2 separate regions of the Homo sapiens genome follow, and region 2 is linked to region 1. Evidence: chromatin loops called from intact Hi-C (ENCODE). Cell type or tissue: IMR-90. All regions are shown on one strand. Each heading gives the region's core, and the rest is flanking DNA. Links, peaks and the distances in the headings are about the cores only. Region 1 holds the start of LOC124902826 (small nucleolar RNA U13). Region 2 overlaps LINC02698 (long intergenic non-protein coding RNA 2698).

Region 1 (10,201 bases), core at 1,209-9,208:
CAGAGGATGTATTCATGGGGGGATATTTTCCAGACAGGCATAAGAAACCTCAGAAGGTAGTTTGGACTCTCTTTCAGCCCATGCACTTGGCCATCTGTTTGAGTCTCTATTGTCTGATCTGTCAGTTCTTCATTTTCTATGACAGGTCCTGGGGCTTTTATACACTGCTTTTATTTATTTTTTTTAAATGAGAAGTTGGGACCACATCTCATTTTTATCCCTTTGGGGATCATCTTGATCCTCTGCTCCTTGCCCCAAACTGCACAAAGCCCACTTCCAAGTGATAGGAAAAAGGGAGATTCAACTGTCAAACAATAATAGCAAGATATTATCAATGTAGGCCTGTGATTGTGTCATATAAAAAATAAAATACACACCAGTTAATCAAAGCACTACAGACACTTTTAAGTAATCCCACTTTGGCTTTGCATAACTCCATACACTGCCGGCAGTGCTCTTGTCTACCACCAGAGACCATAATATACATCAAAAATTCTCCTTTAAATTTATTTTCAGTAAAGATTGGTCTTTTGAACTGCGGCAGTGGAGGCTTAAGGGTACAAAATCTCTCTCGCCTTTTTCTCTTTTCTTTTTCTGTCTCCCCCATCTTTCTCTGGTAGGGCGGTGACTCTGGGGCAGGGGAAGGGAGCAGCAGTGGGTTCCACACATCCTGTTGAAACTTCTGTCCTTTGCATGGATCAGTTCCTCTCATCTGACACTTGATTAAGTCATTAAAGCAGGAAGGTGAAGAAAGGTTGAGCTGCAGCAAAAAGGAGAGAGAGACAATTCCCTCCATTTGCTTGGGAGAACGCCTCCAATTGCTGGGCCCAAGGATGGTCTTGAGCTACCCCAGCTGGGATAACACAAACTTAAGGCTTTCTTAAAATCCCAGATTCTGTGACATGTACAACATTGGGTGCTTAGGGGCACAGATGACAACCCCACACCATTGTGGAATCCTTTCTTGCTGCCGTCACCAATAGGACAATGAATGAGATAGCCTTCCCAAATCATAGGGGGACGGTGGCAGGTCAGTTTGTCATGACAAACAGTATATTTTAGTGGCTAAACCTTACTCCTAGGTTTGAATTGGAATTTATTACTTCATAGCTGTATGACTTGATGTCAGGGATTTTTAAAATTGTGGTTAAATATACATGACAAAATTTACCATTTTAACCTTTTTTTTTTTTTTTTTGAGGCAGGGTCTCACTTTGTCCCCCAGGCTGGAGTGCAGTGGTACGGTCATGGTCACTGCAGCCTTGGCCTCCCGGGCTCCAGTGATCCTCCCACCTCAGCCTCCTGAGTAGCTGGGACTACAGGCGCATGCTACCATATCCAGCTAATTTTTTTTTTTTTTTGTATTTTTTGTAGAGACAAGGTTCTTCCACGTTGCCCAGATTGGTCTCAAACTCCTGAGCTCAAGTAATCCACCTGCCTCAGCTTCCCAAAGTGTTGAGATTACAGCGTGAGCCTCCGCTCCTGGCCCATTTTCACAATTTTTAAGTGCGCAGCTCACGGGTATTAGGTATATTCAGATTGTTGTGCACCCATCGCCACAGTCCATCTCCAGAACTTTTTTAGCCTCTTGAATTGAAACGTTATACCCATTAAACACTAATTCCTCATCCCACTCCCCACAGCCCCTGGTAACCACCATTCCACTTTCTGTCTCTACGGCTTTGTCCATTCTAGGTATGTCACAGAAAGGGAATCATGTAGCATTTGTCTTTTTTGTGCCTCGCTTATTTCACTTAGCATAATGTCCCCAGGGTTTGTCTGTGTTGCAGCGTGTGTCCCGGATGTCAGTCTTTGCTCTAAGTAGACTGAGAGTTGCCAGCTCATATACTCTGCTCCCTTGCCCTGCCTCAAAATGAAGAGTGGGCTAAGTGAAACCTATAGGGGGAAGAATGAGAATATATCCATAGACTCTTAGAGGTGAAGGGGATCTTAAATGTCATCTGATTCTACCTCCCACCATTGGGGGACATCCTCACTGTCAGCTCTGAGCGGGAAGGTGGACTGGTAAGAGTGGTAATCCTCTATATTTTTAAAGTAATTTATATTTTTTCCTGAGATGTTTCTATCCATGATTTCACTGGATCCTAACAACAATTCTAATATAGGTCCAGGCAGGTCTTATTTTCCTGGAAACCAAAGCCCAGAGGTAGAGTTGAATTTGCTTCTGAACAATTGTGACGGAGTCTCTTGTTTTTTAGTCTTCCATCCTTTCCCACAGTAGCCCAGGTTTGCAGACCTGTTTCTATTTCATTCTTTCTTTCTTTTTTTTTTTTTTTTTTTTGACAGAGTCTCACTTAGTCGCCCAGGCTGGAGTGCAGTAGCACGATCTCAGCTCACTGCAACCTCTGCTTCCCAGATTCAAGCGATTCTCCTGCCTCAGCCTCCTGAGTAGCTGGGACTACAGGCGCGTGCCACCAGGCCTGGCTAAATTTTGTATTTTTAGTAGAGATGGGGTTTCACCAGGTTGGCCAGGCTGGTCTTGAACTCCTGACCTCAAGTGATCCACCTGCCTCAGCCTCCCAATGTTCTGGGATTACAGGCATGAGCCACTGCACCCAGCCTCTATTTCATTCTTTATCCAAGGTTCACTTGACTCTCCCAATTTTCTTGGAGTTATCACTTCAAAATCCCAAGTAAGCTATATGAGCCTTCTAGATCATGTCCCAGAAAAAGAAAGGTGCTGCTTAGGAATTGTCGGATTTGAGCTGGGGTGAAGCTAAGAGCTCAGAACAGGGGGACCCCCTGCACTAGAGATTTCACAGCTTCATGAAGGCCACCATCTTGGGAGTTGGGAGATTCTTCTGGCATTTGAACTAAATTCCTTCTACAATAATAATAATTGTCTTCTGTTTTATCTTGAGATCAATGGAAGCAGAGAGGAATAGCTGCTGTCAATTACGCTATACCTGTACAAGACAAATTTCTCACCCAACCTCCTTGCCCTTGGCTGAATCATCCAATCCTGAACTTCCATGGAGAAGAGAGAAGTCCATGGACAGGGATTTTCCTCATCAGCTGCTCCTGACCACAGTATTGGGGTTTGAGTGCTCAAGGTGCCCCTAAGGAACCATCCCAAGGGTATTTTCCCTAGAGGTCTCTTAAGAGTTGGGTGAAATTTAAGAAGAGCAAGCTGCCTTCCATCTGCTATCCCCGGGGTCATGTGCCCCCAGATGGTGCAGGATGAGTGGGGGCAAAGGGCAAGGGGGAAGTATGTCAACTGGAACATCACAGAAGTCTAAATAAGGACTGTTCTGTTTGCCATCCATCTCTTAATTTTTTGATCTCACTAAAGGAATACAACCCTATAATAAACACTCCAGCCTTACATAAATAAGCACCAGCTTGCAACTGCCTCTGTAGCCAGCTCACTGGATTCCTGAGATTAAGAACACAGGTATACCTCTTAGAAGGTGTCACAGCTAGGAACTATAAAAGTCATCCACAATGAAAGTGATGAGACACTTGGGTGGGTAGCCAAATGGTGTTGGGGTGGGGTCGGAAATGGGGTAAATGCTACAGAAACAGCTTCCCTGGGGATAAGAAAGCCTAGGAGAAATGCTGGTGTCTGAACAGTCCAGATGTAGGAACAGTTGAAACAATCTTATTTGGGCTTGAGCAGCCAAAAGACTCTGGAAATCCAGGTCTGAGCCTCTGGAGCTTTCTTTTCAGCTGCCCCAGCTGCACATTCCTGAAAAGCCAGCACTTGCACGAGGCATCTCCCAACTCAGACATGAGTCACGCCAGCTTATTTTAAGTCCTGACCTCTTCCCGGGAAGGGACTCTGACATGGAAAGCCACGTGCTGTGAAGCAACCATGGACCCCGGCCAAGGGAAACAGAGGCCCCCAACAGCTTCCTGACAGTGTCCTTCCCAGAAGCCCAGTGTGAGCAAGGGCCAGGAGCAGCTGTGGGCACTCATGCCCCCTCCCTTGCCAGGGCGGAACAGTGGGCCGCACCACACCAGCAGCTCTTGTACCCACCGTGATGCTGCTGACGGCTGGGGCAGGGGGTGCCAGGCAGTGAGGGAAGCCCTGTGTGCTCCTCTTTCCAGGACTCTGGCCTTGGTTTTCCAGTCCACACCAGATTGTCCTGAAAGGCTACTGCAGTCCTTTGGGGATAAATGGACAGAGGGAGTATGAAGCCCATGCTCTCTCAGCCAAATGTATTTAAGCCTTTTAATAATTCATATCCCCATTTCCATACACAGCCCCACTTAAAGAGGGATCCCAGGGAAACCTAAAAGCTTTTCTGATTGCACCAGCTCATCCAGCATCTTCATAAAAGGTTCTCAACTGGCCTCTCAGAATCGACGGCAGCAATGCTTATGAAGAAAACTAATAGTTCCAGCTGGTAGTCATTGAAAAGTCACTTAATATTTCTCAGTGCAAGGAGCTCAACTTAATGGGACACAATGTTTTTTCCCTAAGCAGTTGGGAAAAAAAAACCTTGACATCATATTAATAATGTCAAGTTTTATTGGCTCTCTTATTTGACATGATATTAAACTTTTCAGGCTCTATCTCGACTGAGGTACAAGGTTGTTAAAATGTGGACAGATTGGAGCGCTACAAAAATGTGGCATGGAAGAAATGCCTGTCCAGGTGAGTGTAGAGAGATGGAAAGCCGGTGACATGGGGCTTAATAGACAAATCTACTTTGCGGAAAAACTCTTAGTACGTCACCTCCTTCCCTACACTGCCTTCTTTCTGAGACCGATGATGCAGGCACCTTAGGGGAAGATGGGGCTTCAGAACTCTATGGCATAGGGTTGTTCATTGTCCTCTGCAAGTCTAGTTTTCTGGACAGAATAAAGTGAAGACATCATGTTAAGACAGATTACAGTCTATGAGCATAGCTTTGCTCCATAGCACCTCCTTGGGACAGAAAATTCCCTGGGTTTCTCCTTTTTTTTTTTTCTTTTTTTGAAGGAGTCTGGCTCTGTCACCCAGGCTGGAGTGCAGTGGCGTGATCTTGGTACACTGCAACCTCTGCCTCCCGGGTTCAAGCGATTCTCGTGCCTAAGCCTCTCCAGTAGCTGGGATTACAGGCATGCACCACAACGCCCAGCTAATTTTTGTATTTTTAGTAAAGAGATGAGGTTTCCCCATGTTGGCCAGGCTGGTCTCAAACTCCTGACCTCAAGTGATCCGCTCGCCTTGGCCTCCCAAAGTGCTGGGATTACAGACGTGAGCCACCATGCCCTGCAACTCCCAGGGTTTCTAATAATAATAACAATAGCTAACTAACATGACCTGGTGCAACCATGTGTCTGACACCATGCTAAGTACTTTCCCATGTTTACCCCTGTTGGATCCGCACAAAAACCAAAAGAGTTAGATGTTATTGTTGTCACCATTGTCCCCATTTTAAGAAAGAAAACTGAATGAAAGAGGCATCGTATGATTTTCTAAGTCTGATGGCTAGTAACAGACCTGGAAATCCTATTCAAATAGGCTATAGCCTGAAATTATATGCTTACCACCCTTCAATATAATGGGAGCCATTATGAAGATGAAATATGTCACATATGCAAAGTCTAGGGACCCCAGCCTGGCCCTTGGACCTCTCCCTACCCTGGACACCCGTCCTCTTTCACCATTTTCACTGTTGGGGACTGAGAGGCAACCAAGAGGGAGGTTTATCCAGCAGGCAGTCAGCACTGACTTCGCCTGTCAGGCGCAACACCATAAATAACATATTTTAACCAAAGAACACCCCAGCAACCCAATAATGCATATCTAAAGCCATTTTGACGTTGCAGAGATACAGTAATACTTTTATGCTTTGTTTAAAGAAATTGTTTGCAGCATATTTGTAGTGAAATCAGTCCAAAGAGTTTATTTGGGATGATTGATTTATAGGAATCCAGCTCCCATACCCAGAGGATGACACTTAAATCATATCTTCTTTTCATTTATAATAAGGAACAAAATGATCATATTTTGACAAGTCTGATCATTTTGGGGGTTGAGCAGGTTCCCTCAGTGGGCTCAGTCTATAGCTCACAGAACTGATAGAATATTATTATGTCTCATTAAAATCAGCTGCAGCTGCTTCAGATGGCGGCCCCAAAGAAAACAAAGCTGCTGGCAGTTTATCCTAGAGTAGTCAGTCTACCTACTGATTTTTAAGAAGGGGACAAGTGGAAATCTTTTCAGTTGTGCTTGCCAAAGCCCATCTTCCCTGGGTTTGAACTTAGAACATCTCCTTAAAACAGACCGGCCCCACCTAGGGCTGACATCACAAGTCTTTCTGTGTCCTCTCTCCCCGCTTGATGCTACAATGCTGCTGCAGCCTCTGGCCTTCTGACCCCACAGAGGCTGTATCCCATTTCTAGGACTAATGGGAATCTAAACTGCCCAGGCTTAATGGGGAGGGTGACATTTGCTGTTTTGGCACCTGCCTCCTCACTAAACCAAACAAGCCGGTTTTGTAGTTCTCATTTGTTTCCAGATTCACAGCCGGGGCAAAAGCCGCCTGTGTCACATCCCCAGAATCTGTGCTGTTATTTCCATATTTGTGTTCAGCTCCTGAGGCTGGGCTTTGGGTCATGCTGAGCAAAGTCTGCCTTCTGCCCTGTCTGAAAGTCCCCTTTCGCTCCCCTGCGAATGACGGCAGGACTCCTCTGCTGGTCTCCCCATCAGACTGGGGCCCGGCCCTGTACCGCTCCCACTTCTTGAGAAGTGAGCTCAGTCTGTGACAGCCACACAGTGAAAAGACCGGAAAAGTTCTCCCGGAACAAAACCTCACCAAGTTCTCGGGGTCCATGGCAGTCTGCGTAAGAGTAGTACAGTGAAAGAGCTTCCTTCTCTCATCTCCCTCTTTCATCTTCCCTAATCCCCTCCCCTCAACTTATCTTTTTTTTCTCTCTGCCTCCAGCCCCCCTCCTCTTTCTATTCACTATCAAGAACAGCCAATTTAGCGGGCAGCCATACAGTTCCAGCAGAAGGCCCTGGGATCAGTGGCTATGGGGAATGGCACAGCCAGAAGGAGAAATCAAAGATGAAATGAGCATTTGGATCTTGCTTAAACTGAAGTTTAGCACCCTCTATGCATTATTCATGTGTGACATCGTCACCCTCTTCTCTACACTCTCCACTGAGCTACAAGAGAGCCCTGAATCCTCATGGCTTTGAAATAATTTGCACAATGACACTGATCTATCTTCAACCCTGCAAACGCCCCATAGAGGGCCAAGTTTTGGTCTGGCTCAGGTACAGGTGCAGGTCAGGTCAGCATGAAACCACAATCATACCCTTTTGGCAAGACACTTCAAGGAAGTGGGTAATGATTCACATTTGGTGTTTAGCTTTTGATACCTGTACCAAATGGTCAAAACCCTAAGCAAGCAACTGGTCTTGATTGGATTGTTTAAAAATATGAATTATTGACCTTGGGCAAGTCATTAGATTTCCCTGAGCTTTGATGTTCCGTCTCCAAAACTTGGAGTCCATGATGACTTCCTTACAGGGATGCTGTGAGGACTGAATTAGTTAATACGTATATGTGGACATGCTTTGTAAACTATAAAATACTGAATGAGTATAAAAGCAATTTAAAAAGGCCGAAGTGTATCAGGCATTCACGATGTGCTTGGTATTATGCAATTGGCACTTACTTGCTCATTTAATCTTCACAGAAATCCCCATGAGGTTGATACTATTATTCCCCCTCCTTTTTTTTTTTTCATGTCAGGCGGGTAATGTGCTGACGTTGTAACAAGGTTTGAAGGAGGCACATCTCACACATGTGCCTGAACACCCAATCATCTCGCTTATGAACTACAAAAGGACCTCCCCTTTCTTAAGATGAGGAAATTCAGGACACTCAGAGAGGTGGTTAAGGGAAGTCCAGAGCTGAGATTCTAGTCTAGGCTGTCTCTTCCCTCCCACTTTGCAGGTACCCATTCCAGACTGAGGAGCAGGTAAGTCTCCTGGCTTTATGCAGAAACACAAATATTGATTTACCAACAAGTCAAATATTTTCCCCTCCTTGGAATGCTCCTAAGCTGGAGGCACTTGGACATCTTGGGCCTCTGCTACTTCATTTACACTGGTTTTCCATTGACCTGAATGGGTGGGCCAGTGACTATTTGCAAGGTTGGTTGGGAAGGGTTGGCTCTCAGCTTGGGATTCCTAGAACAGGTGCACTTGGGGGCCTCCTCTTGGCCTCCACCTCTGCGGATCCCAGGGCCAATCTTTTGTCTCAACCCATTTTCTCAGGAACTCATCTAAGAGAGCTACCCCCTGGCGGGAGTAAGCTACCATCTCCAAGGGCCAGCACAGAACTTTGGGAGTGCCAATTGTGGAGAGAAGGGGGTGTTAGGAGAGATCGTCCCAGAGGATTACAGTGACAGGACACTTAGCCCTCCTCACAGGCACGAGTTTGGAATAATTACCCAGGGCAGACTCTCTGAAAGAGGAGGTAAGCTGGCTAAGGCTCTTAGAAGGCAGGCCTGATGACATTGTTATGTATCAGTCCAAGGCTCAGGACGCGGCGGGGTCAGGTATTAGCTGATTATCTGATTCTGTCAGCAGAGAGCTTTCAGTGAGTCCACAGAGCCAGCCCCCAGATTTCCGCACAGAAACGCTAAGCTTAGACACCTGCAAAGGAGTCCTCGTGTGAAGTTCTGCCCCTGGAAGGTGTCCTGGGTACTTACAGTATCAGCACTGGAGGCAGATCCTGCAGCTCCGAAACACCCTCCAAGCTTCACGTTGCCACACGGTTCTGGGAGATGAGGCCATGGCAATCTGTGGCTTCCCTTGCTCCTGAACTTGAGCCTCTGATTCCCTCTCCTGTTGGAGGCTTTAACACGGTCAGTCTACAGACACCAGTTTTGGCTGTTGAAAAGCTTTCCACCTCCAACCCTGCTGGGGGTGGAAGAGAAGGACAGAAGGGGAGTGAGGAAGAGCCACTTCTGTGACAGAAATCAAAGCCAAGGCAGGCAGACATGTAGGTGGACTTGAGCGGCAATTAATTCTTTTCAATCAGGAGAGAGGCCCAAATGACAAGAGGAGGCACTAAATTTAGACATAAAGAAGAACTTACTTGGTTTTGAAGGTTAGCCAGGATACCTCTAATAATTGTGTTATAATAAATATAATTTTATTATTTACTATATTTACTGTTCTATCAACTTTTCTTTTTCTCTTCTTTTCTTTTTTCTTTTTGAGACAGAGTCTGACTGTGTCACCCAGGCTGGAGTGCAGTGGCGTGATCTCGGCTTACTACAACCTCTGCCTCCTGGGTTCAAGCAATTCTCCTGCCTCAGCCTCCAGAGTAGCTGGGATTACAGGTAAGTACCACCATGCCTGGCTAATTTTTGTATTTTTAGTAGAGACAAGGGTTCACCATGTTGGCCAGGCTGGTCTCGAACTCCTGACCTCAGATGACCTGCTCACCTTGACCTCCCAATGAACTTTTTAATATTGTGTCACTTAATCCTTCCAACTACCCTATGAGAGAGGTATGATCATTAGATTTCTATTTTACATCTGAGAAAGCTGAGGTCCAGGTAATTTTTTTTTTTTTTTTTTTGAGATGAAGTCTTGCTCTGTTGCCCAGGCTGGAGTGCAATGGTGCAATCTCAGCTCACAACAGCCTCTGCCTCCCGTGTTCAAGCAATTCTTCTACCTCAGCTTCCCAAGTAGCTGGGGTTACAGGCATGTGCCACCATGCCTGGCTAATTTTTTTTTTTTTTTTTTTTTTTGTATTTTTAGTAGAGACGGGGTTTTGCCATGTTGCCCAGGCTGGTCTCAAACTCCTGACCTCAAGTGATCCACCCACCTTGGCCTCCCAAAGTGGTGGGATTACAGGTGTGAGCCACTGTGTCCAGCCAGGTCCAAATAATTGAAATAACTCATCTAAAGTCAGCAATTTGAAAGAGACAGAATCAGAATGTAGACCCAGGCAATCCGATGCCACAGTGCAGGCTCCCAGCTACTGTTTTCCAGGTGCCTCCATAGAAAGAATGGAGAAATGCTGGGGAGAGCTCCATCTGGCCTAGTTGGGTACACACCCGGGAGACAGAGGACTTCATGGAGGGCATTCAGGCTGTGGGGATCTGTGAATGTGGCATTGTCACTGATGTGGCTCCTTCCTTTTTTCCCTTCCCACCCAATTTCTCCATGTAGCACCCCTCCCACAAGCTAGCAGGAGGGTGGAAGTGAGGATGAAGGATC
Region 2 (10,201 bases), core at 751-8,750, 53 kb after region 1:
TCCAGCCACCAGCACTCTTTCCCAATTTAGACTCTTGAAATCTGTGCACAACGCCCTCTGTCTGAGAGACCTGTCCCTGGGGTCCAAGTCAAGGCTGCAGCAGAAGGCTGTCTCTGGGTGCATCTCAGGTGTGGGGCAGGGTCCCCCATCTGTCTCCCTTGCCGTGGAGGTGTGTTGGTGAGGAGCGACTGACGGATTCTGTGAAAAGTGACTGCACCCCAGTACTATACTAATTGTGCTAGACAGAGCTGTTTGAATACCACCAGACAGAATATTACTCAAATTAAAATGAGGCCTTAAATGTCATTATTTGTGTCATTATTAATAGCCCCTAATTGTGTTCTCTAATCATCATAAAATTATGTTAGTATTAATATTCACGTCAAAGCTGCCTAGGGAACTTGGAAGATTAAAAAAAAAGTTATGCCATATGTCAGTTCCCATGAATGTGAAGCAAGTGCTGGTTTTAGTGCGTTGGTTCAGGCTGGAGATGAGAGCATGGCCTGCAGTGGCCAGGGACTGGGGTAGCCCTCGTCTGCTGCTCCCCGAGTGACTGACTCCTGGACTCCTCCACCTGGCAAGACCCTTGAAGGCACCAGTGGGAGCTGTTCTCACAGGACACCCTGCAGGCCTCGGGCCAGCTGCTCTCACTGGTGAGGGGATTAGACAGTGTTTGGTTCCCTGGGATATGGTACTTTCCCTTCTCCTCTTCTCCAACTTTAAGACCTGCTTCTGTCTAGACACCATAATGAAAAGTATGTTGCAATCCTAGCTGGCCTCCCTCTCCAGCTACTGGCAGACTCCACCCCAGTGTGTTTGGGAAACTGCCCAAACTATCCTCTGTTGCTTGGAGAAATGGTGTGAAAGAAATAGGGTTACTTTGGGAGGCCAAGGCAGGCAGATTACTTGAGCCCAGGAGTTTGAGACCAGCCTGGGCAACACAGCGAGAACTCGTCTCTACAAAAAATACAAAAATTAGCCCAGTGTGCACCTGTAGTCCCATCTATTCAGGAGGCTGAGGTGGGAGGATCGCTTGAGCCCAGGAGGTTGGGGTTGCAGTGAGCTGCAATCACGCCACTGCACTTCAGCCTGGGTGACAGGGTGAGACCCTGTCTCAAAAATAAAAACTAAAAAATCAACAAAAATTTTTTTTAAAGAAAAAGAAATATGGTGGAATCTCGCAGAGAAATTTATCATATAATATGGAAAGAACTTTCAGGAAATGTACTTAGAGACCCAGAATTAAAAAATATATACAAGGTGTCCATAAAGTCCAGAAACAGGTGAATCTACCTATGTCTTCAAGGATAGCTTCTTACGATAAGGAATAATAAATAATATTTAATATTTAAAGGATATTTATATTTAATATTCAGATATTTATATTTAATATTTAGATATTTATATTTAAATATTTATATTATGTTTAATATTTAAAGGATAATAAATAATATTATCCTTGTTTCCACCCTTTATGGATGACTTGTACTTTGCCGATGCTAACCTTGCCAGGCCTTCTTTGGGGCAAAACAGTGACCCCCACTATTTAGATGGGGCTCCATTCGGATGCTTGCTTTTCTTATTGGAGATGAGATGAGTGAGAGCCTCAGTTGGGGATGAGCTGAGTTACGCCTCCCCTCACATCACGTGGGACTTTGGTTCTGCATCCCCTCGGATTGACATGGGGTGTACGAGGTGGGGGGTGGGGGTAACAAGGCAGGTGGTGTCGCCAATTAGTGCTTCCCTCCCCTAGGGGATGTGTGAGGCGACTGCCTGGGACCCCCAGAGGCATCAGCCTCCTGCTGACATCACTCAGGGCTCCTCTTCATTGTTTCTCAACATTCCTTTAGGCTGCCTGCTCAGCACCTCAGCCCTCCACTAATGGAGTCCACGTGATCACGATGTGTCAGGCAAATCTGGGGCAACCGCCTCACTCTTCCCAGAGCCCTTGGAATTCTCTGGAACTGAGAATATTCAAATGCCTTTCTTGGTGAAACAGCAGGCTTCCAACCCCCCAAATATTATGACTTGAGTTAAATATAACACAGAGCATGAAAATAACGGCACAACACAGGAGCAGGGGTTCCGGGGAGCGAGCGGCTTGCGTACACACACAGCGTCTGTCACTCTGGGTGTGGCAGGGCGTTTGCAGACCCCACAGACACACAGGCAGAAAACCCACAAAATCACATAGAAGGCTTGGTGCATTCTGGGCTGGCAAGTTGCTACTTCAGCCTGGATGGGCCTTAAATCTGCTGGTTTCTGAATATATACACAGACATTTTTTTTTTTTTTCCTGATCAGATGTGGTGTGGCTTAAAGGGTAGGAGGAGGAGCTCTCTTAACTGTGGTGGAGAAAGCCAGACGCCTGCTTTCTCAGTCATGCAGGGAGGATTGGGTAGGCCTAGGACACTTAAAGGCAGTGTCAGATGTGGCTCGGCCATGCCGATACTTACTTCCAAGCCCAGAGGGCAAACGACGTACCCTTCAGCCCCCAGATTGCCTTTTAAGATAATCTAGAAGAAGCAGCCTTGGCCTGCAGAGGGGAGGGTGGGTGGATCTGTGTTTGGGACCACAAGCCAGGTTCTGCAGTCTCCCGGCTTCCCGTGTAATCGCATGCATAAGTTTGTGGTGAAAACTCAATGGGTCACAGATAAGCAAAAGGTCTTCCGAAAGTCAGACGCTTGAATTCCAAACCCAGTGATTACAGTAATTGTTGGCCTAGGGCTGGATTTGAACCAGTGAACCTAGAATAGCAGAGTTGAATAGGCCTCCTTTCAGAGCCATTCCACCACCAAGTTACCCGGCAACACAGCCACGTGGCTGCTCCTCTGCTCTTCGCTGTGGGCCAAACAGCAGATAGCTCAGGCCATTCTGAAAGAGCAGATATATTGGCGTCTTCCTTGTAATACTAATACCTTATACATGTAGGAGGATTTATAGCTTTCGTAGCATGCTTTTACTTAAGTGGCCTCCTTTGATCTTCATAATGTAAGTGGAGCACATATAATTATCCTCCACTTTACAGATGAGAAAATTGAGTCTCCGGACAGGTATCGGCCAAAGGCTATTGGCTTACAAGTGACAGAAGCAGAGTTGATCCCACACCACCTGATTGCTAGTGCTTCATTCTGGATTGCCCACTCTTAGAAGGTGCACCACTCTATCCCTCCACCGCCACTCAGGGCAGCTTGGAAATCTGGCAGAAGGCTAGCTAGGCCATGAATACTACAAAGGCAGCAGCAATATCACCAAGCTCCCTACCCTTCTTCAAATCTGTTCTTTTTTCCAGCCGTATCTCAGGCGTGCATGAGATGAAGTCCAGAGAAGTGCATGGGAGGTGAGAAGGGAAGGTGGTGAGAAAGATCTTACCCTCTCAGGGTCTCTGCTTTGTTCTCTGTGATTGCTGCCTCAAAGACAAGTCAGCAGAAATATCCCCTGTTCTTCTTGAATCTGAAAACAAAACCATGAAAGTACTTCTCCCTTATCCCTCCCTCTCCAATCACCCAATCTGAGGCACTTTATTTGAGAGGGGGCTTGGGTTGAGGAAGGGGGATTCCTATTTCACTCAGCTGCTGCTGTGAGGGTTTTAGAAACAGGTGACAGTAAGACTGAGGATATCTGTCCTGGAGTCACACCTGGAGCTGTTGATCTTTCTCCTGCTTGAGGAACATAGACATAAAGCTGTTCTTGTGGAATTCACACAAACACTTGATTTCCCCAGAACCCTCTTGCATCCTGAGATGCACTGCCCAGCTTCCCACCTCTGTGCCCCACAAACCTTCCTCTTCCCTGTCATCCGCTCTACAAAGCCCCTGCTAGAAGTTGACAAAGCTGACTGGCTGCTTAATGTGCTACAGGTGTTGTTGCTAGGCAACCACCCCACTCTGCAGCTCAGACTCTGTCAGCCCAAATGAAACCCCTGGTAGCACTTAACCCCGTAACTGCTTAACACAAACACTAATTACGCAGGCCCACCAAACAGCACATTTATAAGCCATAATCAAGGGTCAGGAGGGCGCATTCTCAGCACCTTCATTCCTTCCACCTACACTTCCTACCACTGAGCCGTGGGTCAGGCTGTCACAGGCAGGATTTCGAGGCCTTTTGCCTGTAAGTGCTGGTTCCCTTTTTCCTGGCCATACCAGGTGGACACGGAATTGTAGTGCTGGTCCTCCCTCTGCACTGGACTGGATTCTGCCAAAGTCAACCAAGCGCCTTCAGTTGCTGACTCTCGTCTCCAGGTAAGAGGCTGCAGAGCCTGTTCCTGCATTTTTATTGATGTTTAGGCTAAGCCTCTTGGCCTAAAACCTCATAGTTATAGAAAATTTGTTTCTCTGATGTCTGTATTCGGTTGAGCTGGAGATGACCACCCATTTTTGACAATTCTCCTAACACTTGAGCGTTTTACATTTCTGTGGTTCGGCTCATTTCCCCAGATGGAATAACTCACATTCCTTTAGCTTGACCAGGAATTATAGGAACCTCTAGGCATGTAGATAGATACTTTTGTAGATCAAACTCTAGTAGAATTGATCTGTTCTTGAGTTGGTCTCCCACTTCTAGACTGTGATCACATCACTAACTCATTGTAGGTACTCAACAACTATTGGTGAATGCATGAACACAACCATATTTTAAATTTCCACTTCCTCAACCACAGAGTAAAGTCGACAAAGAAGAGAGAGACCATTAAGTAGCAGAGCAGACTCTCCTATCTCTTCTTGCTTCCTTTTTCTCATGAGATTAAACTGCATAAATCAGATTACAGGAGATCCTGACGAGGCACCAAGTCTTCTTTCTGCAAGTAGTCCTGATTGTAACAGGCAGATCTAGGCCTGCTGGGCCGCAGGTGTGGAGAGTCCCATCTATTCCGGAAAGGCAGCTTCCCCCAGGCAGGCTGGGCACTTTCCCAGGATGCCAGAACACTGGATGGACTTTCAGGGGATCACTACCACCCTCTTTCCCAGCTGGAAAAACCAGTAAACCCTTGTCCTACTGGCAATTGTTTAATTATTCAAGGGTGAAGGAGCAGAGAGATCTTGCTGTTTCTGAGTGTTTGGGCTCATTATTATTTAGCAACAAATATTTCAACCTCAGAACCCCACCTCAAAGTTAGTATCCCGCTCCCTGTGAATGAAATGTGCCCGGTACTGTCCTCCCCTTGTGCACATGTTATTGTTTAACCTTCACCAGGGCTCTCGCATATGGATGTAACCATCTCTGCCCTACATGTGAGAAACAGGTCCAAAGAGGCTAAATAACTCACTCAAGTTTGGACACCTAGTAAGTGGCAAAGCCGGCATCCTGAAGCCTCCTTTTTCCTTCACTATGATACACTGCCTCTCAGGACATTGGAAAACTAGAGCCCAGAGAGGCTGAGTGACTTGCTTGAAATCCTGCTGACAGCGAGTGGTACGACAGAGATTTGAATCAGGACTGATCTGGCTCTAAAGTTCTTATCACGTTTTGTCTTCTATATCACAACACATTTTAGAGTTATTCCTCGTTTCTGTGTTGGATGGTGCCTCCTTAGAGGCGAAATCCGAGTGTCCAGCAGGCAGCCGTGGGTTCTAGGAAGCAGCGTAGACCGTGTCCTGAGCAGACTGTATTCTGAAGTGGCGGGCCTCCTTCCAGCTCTTCTCCACTTCCTTGAAAGGACCACATTGAGGGGGTGAGGAGAGAGAGAAAGAAAAGAAGGAGGAGGAGGAGGAGAAGGAAAAGAAAAGGGAGGGAGAGAAAGAAAGAGACAGACTGAGAGAGAGATAGTAAGGAAGAGAGAGGGAAACACACACACACACACACACACACACACACACACACACACACACACAGAGGGAGAGAGGGAGAGAGAGACTTCTTGTTCTGGCAGCCCCAGTGGCTCCCTGTTTCCCCCTCACATCTTGAGTCAGTAATGCCTTGGCTTTGGGCTAAGCCACTGTTGCCAGCTGGTGGCATTAAGAGTTGGGATTGCCAGCTTGGTCACAGGTGACAGGATTGCAAACATCATCATGGCCCTGGCTCCTTCCCAGCAGACCCAATGGGTCGTAGTAAGCCCCAGTTGGGGAGGTAAATGGAGGTAAAAAGAGATTGTATTTTATGGGTCCAAGTGGGGAGGGGGCTGAAGGGCTCGCCCCATGAGTTTAACACTTTCATGCATGTGGTTTCTCCATAAAGTATTAATAATGTTCCTATAATTGATACTTCAGGGCAATAACCTCTGACAAAACGGCCCTGATTAGCAGATAATTGAGTGTGTTGGATTGTGTCCTGAGAGAGCTGAATGCCAGGCAAGGCCCATTAGCCTATCATAATGACCCCTTTTGTCAGGTATTAGTGTCATTAAGAACCTGCTCTCTGAAATCAGTCCCTTTATTTAACTCTTTTCCCTAATTATATGGATCATTTTACAAATCAAAGCAAATGTTTGCATACAGCCCCCAGTCATGCAATGGACTGAGGTGCTGGAGGAGCAAGCTGGAGATTTCTGAGTGGAGAGTCCTGGGTCAGGAGGACACTCTTTGTCACTGGAAGTTTTCTGGAGGAGGCGGGCCCCTAGAAGTCCAGTCAGGGTTCCACAAGGCTATGGCGCACCCTGTCGGCTCAGGTGCCAGGGTGATGGAACGTCTGGATAGGAGGTGCCTTGCCAAGAGAGCTTGCAGGCCACACATAAGTCAATGCCTAAATTAATCTTGGCAAAACATGTGGCCCCTCGGACCAGCTGCTTAACACAGAGAGCACTAGGATTGAACAGGTTGGTACCAGCCACAGGGCACCTAGAAGATACAGACTCCTGAGCTAATCAACTGGGTTATGCCCAAAGGAGACTCACATCTCTGTCAGGAAGCAGGAGCCTCTGGGAATGGCTAGGGAGGAAAAGTAGGACCAGAATCCCCCGGATCTGGGAAGATATTGCTGCAGTGGACAGGTGTCCATGCTTAGAGCTGCCAGCTAGGTAAGCAGCCAGTGTGCCTGGGACTCTCGGGGACTTACAGCGTGATCAGCCCCCAGGCCACACACATGGAAGCTGACACAACAGGGAGCTCAAGGGACAGAAAGCCGCATTCTGACCTGCTCCCCCGGTCCTTCTCACTCATTAAAAAGTATAGACAGTTTCCCATTTATTTGAATCCAGTCACTGGCTGACACCTTTTCCACCCTCCCCAGCTCCATACAAAGCTTTTTATCCCAGAGCAGGTTCCATGTGGGTGAATCAGAAAGAGGTCTGAGTCTCCAGCATGAATTGCTTAGAGACAAGGGGCTGATAGCTTTTTGGCAGCTAAGAAGGATATATTTTTATATATACCAAAGATGAAGGTGAAAGGATATCACTTGTTACAGGGAAGGCTCAGAGGTTGCTGAGCTGCGGATAATTTACTTATTAGGCAAAGTGATGGGTAAATTTCCCGAGAGGAGCTATGACCTGTTGTGAGGCCTGGGCTGGTGTCTCTGGACCATATCTCCTCCTCTCCTCTCCCGTTTTTGCACAGCAAATGCTCCTTGAGTTTGCTTTCCCTTGTTGTAATCACAGAGGGGCTTGTGCTCTCATGATTTGCGTTGGGCCTGGTGAATTTCCTAGCATTGGCCTTGGGTGGAGAGCTGCCAGCCATGCAGAGAAACTGCTGGGGTTTTTGCCGAGGAAGCAGAATTTTGGTGGTGGAGTGTGATATTCTCCTCTCAGAAATAATACCTTTCATTTAAGGTAAGAGAGGAGATTTGACATCCCATGAAAATATGATTTTAAGCCCTGTTCTGCTTGGGGTAGACTTTTTCTCTGGGGCCAAGTTGCTGAACCAGGGAATGCAAGCCCCTAAACTGACAATGAGGGGTGGTGGTCTGAGGTACACTACCTAAGACTCCTCTGGAAAGGGGGCTAGACATGGGGAAATCCTGCTTTCTTGCTGTAGCTCTCCCCGGGGACCAGTTCTGCTCAAACCCCAAGGAATGCTGCTCCCAGGAAACAAAGAATGTGCACTTCACCTTTCTGAATACTGGGAACACAGTGATACTATGGACGACTAGACAAAAAAGCTAATAAATATTCTATGTTATGCTAATTTCTAAGTAGTAACATAGAATTTTATGTTTATTCAATCAACAAACATTTTATTTTTTCTTTTTTTTGAGACAGGTTTTTGCTCTGTCACCCAGACTGGAGTGCAGCAGCATGATCATGGCTCACTGCAGCCTCAAACTCTCAGGCTCAAGTGATCCTGCCACCTCAGCCTCCCAAGTGGCTGGAACTACAGGCATGCACTACCCTGCCCAGCTATTTTTTTTTTTTTTTCTTTTTGTAGAGGTGAGGTCTGACTATGTTGCTCAGGCTGGTCTTGAAATCCTGAGCTCAAATGATCCTACCACCTTGATTTCCCAAAGTGCTGGGGCTCCAAGTGTGTGCCACCATGCCTGGGCATTTTTTGTTTGTTTGTTTGTTTCTCATAGAGACAGGTCTCACTATGGCTGGTCTTGAAATCCTGGGCTCAAGTGATCCTCCCAGCTCAGCCTCCCAAAGTGCTGGGATTACAGGCAGAAGCCACCACTCCCAGCCTCAACAAACATTTTTTAAACATCTCACTGCCTGGGCCCTGAACCAGGCATTGAGTATAGACAGATGAATGGGACATGGAACCTGCCCCCAAGTAGCTCACAATCTCTTATGTGTATGGTGGTGATGGGGTATACAAGATCCTTAATTCAACCCATTGTATTGAGGCCGTAATAGAAACGTAGGCTGGGTGTTATGGAAATGCACAGGAGGAAATAATTAACTACTTCTGCCTAGGAAAGAAGGGGAAGGAAGGTTTTCCTGCAGATACAATGTTTAAGCTGAGGTTTGAGAATCTGTCAGATGAAAGAACGAAATAAAGCACCGGCACAACAAAGAAAAGCTACAATTTATTAGGGGTTCTAGTATAATAGTCATAGTATCTCATCTTCTAGAGCAATTACTATATGTTAAATGCTTTGCATGACTTACCTCATTTGATCGCCACAGCAACCTTGTAAGATGGGTATTTTTGGTATCCTTATTTTATACTTGAGGAAATAGAAGTTTTGAGGGAATTTATAAAAATTTAATAATCTGCTAGAGTCACACAATTATTAAATGTTGGGCAACCAAGATTTGAACCCAGGGCTGGGCGTGGTGGCTTACGCCTGTAATCTCAAGACTTTGGGAGGATGAGACGGGTGGATCACCTAAGGTCAGGAGTTCGAGACCAGCCTGGCCAACATGGTGAAACCCCGTCTCTACTGAAAATACAAAAGTTAGCTGGGCGTGGTGGCTCATGCCTGTAATCCCAGCACTTTGGGAGGCCAAGGCAGGTGGGTCACTTGAGGTCAGGAGTTCAAGACCAGCCTGGCCAACATGGTGAAACCCTGCCTCTACTAAAAATATAAAAATTAGCCAGGCTTGGTGGCACGCGCCTGTAATCCAAGCTACTTGGGAGGCTGAGGTAGGACAACTGCTTGAACCCAGGAGGCAGAGGTTGCAGTGAGCTGAGATGCCACTGTACTCCAGCCTGGGTGACAGAGCAAGACTCCATCTCAAAAAAATAAATAAATAAATAAAAAAGATTTGAACCCAGACTTCTGAAGCCAGAGGGCAAGCTCTTTTTTCATCCAGTATCCTGCTTCCCTAAGCACTGTACAAATGTTAATTCATTGAATCCTCATAACGACCCAGAGAGACAGTCATCCTTATCTTCATTTTCGGGTGAAAAAATTTGGAATGCTGTATGATGATCTGTGGTATGGAGAGTACACCAGGCAGAGCACGTTTGGGAAACTTTCCAAGGCAACTTGTGCGGTTTCCTGCAGGCCCTCATTCCTACCACCCTGGCTCTTCAGAATAATGATTCTGAGTCTCAAGTTCTTTGTGGGTAAAATGTAGAGTTTGGGAGTGAGAAGCGGAAGGGAGTGAGGTTGGTGGTGGGCAGAATATGGTCCCCCAAGGATGTCCATGTCCTAATCCCCACAACTTATGACTATGTTGAGTTACTTGGCAAAGCGGTTGTAGTGGAAATTAAGGTTGCTCATCAGTTGACCTTGAGATGGTGAGATTATCCTGGTTTGTTTGGATGGGCCCAGTGAAATCATAAGGGTCCTTGTCAGTGGAAGAGAGAGGCAGAAGAGAGAGAACCGGAGAGGAGACAGTGTGAGAAGGCTCAGTCTGATATCGCTGGCTTGGAAGATGGAGGAA

Evidence for each region. Hi-C counts contacts between places; a loop is a spot of excess contacts. Peaks named below come from ENCODE experiments on the same cell type or tissue, not always from the same donor. Only the 100,000 strongest peaks of a DNase experiment are listed, where the experiment ranks them.
Region 2: it touches region 1 in a loop (2.7-fold over the local background); 2 of 110 quality-filtered maps call a loop at or near these places.

The regions. Positions count from the first base shown.
Region 1 is chr11:115,619,373-115,629,573 of GRCh38, forward strand. LOC124902826 (small nucleolar RNA U13) reads right to left here and starts at 7,813; the gene lies at 7,710-7,813. In IMR-90, for the core only: a CTCF peak has its summit at 4,904; a DNase peak (open chromatin) is centred at 3,749; H3K27ac peaks cover 1,324 bases; H3K27me3 peaks cover 436 bases.
Region 2 is chr11:115,672,538-115,682,738 of GRCh38, forward strand. It overlaps LINC02698 (long intergenic non-protein coding RNA 2698), which reads left to right. Exons shown (of 5, transcript XR_001748394.3): 2 at 4,149-4,244. Among named protein-coding and RNA genes, the nearest start is that of LINC02698, 18 kb to the left of the region's middle. In IMR-90, for the core only: no CTCF peak of the experiment used is centred there; DNase peaks (open chromatin) are centred at 784 and 4,434; H3K27ac peaks cover 904 bases.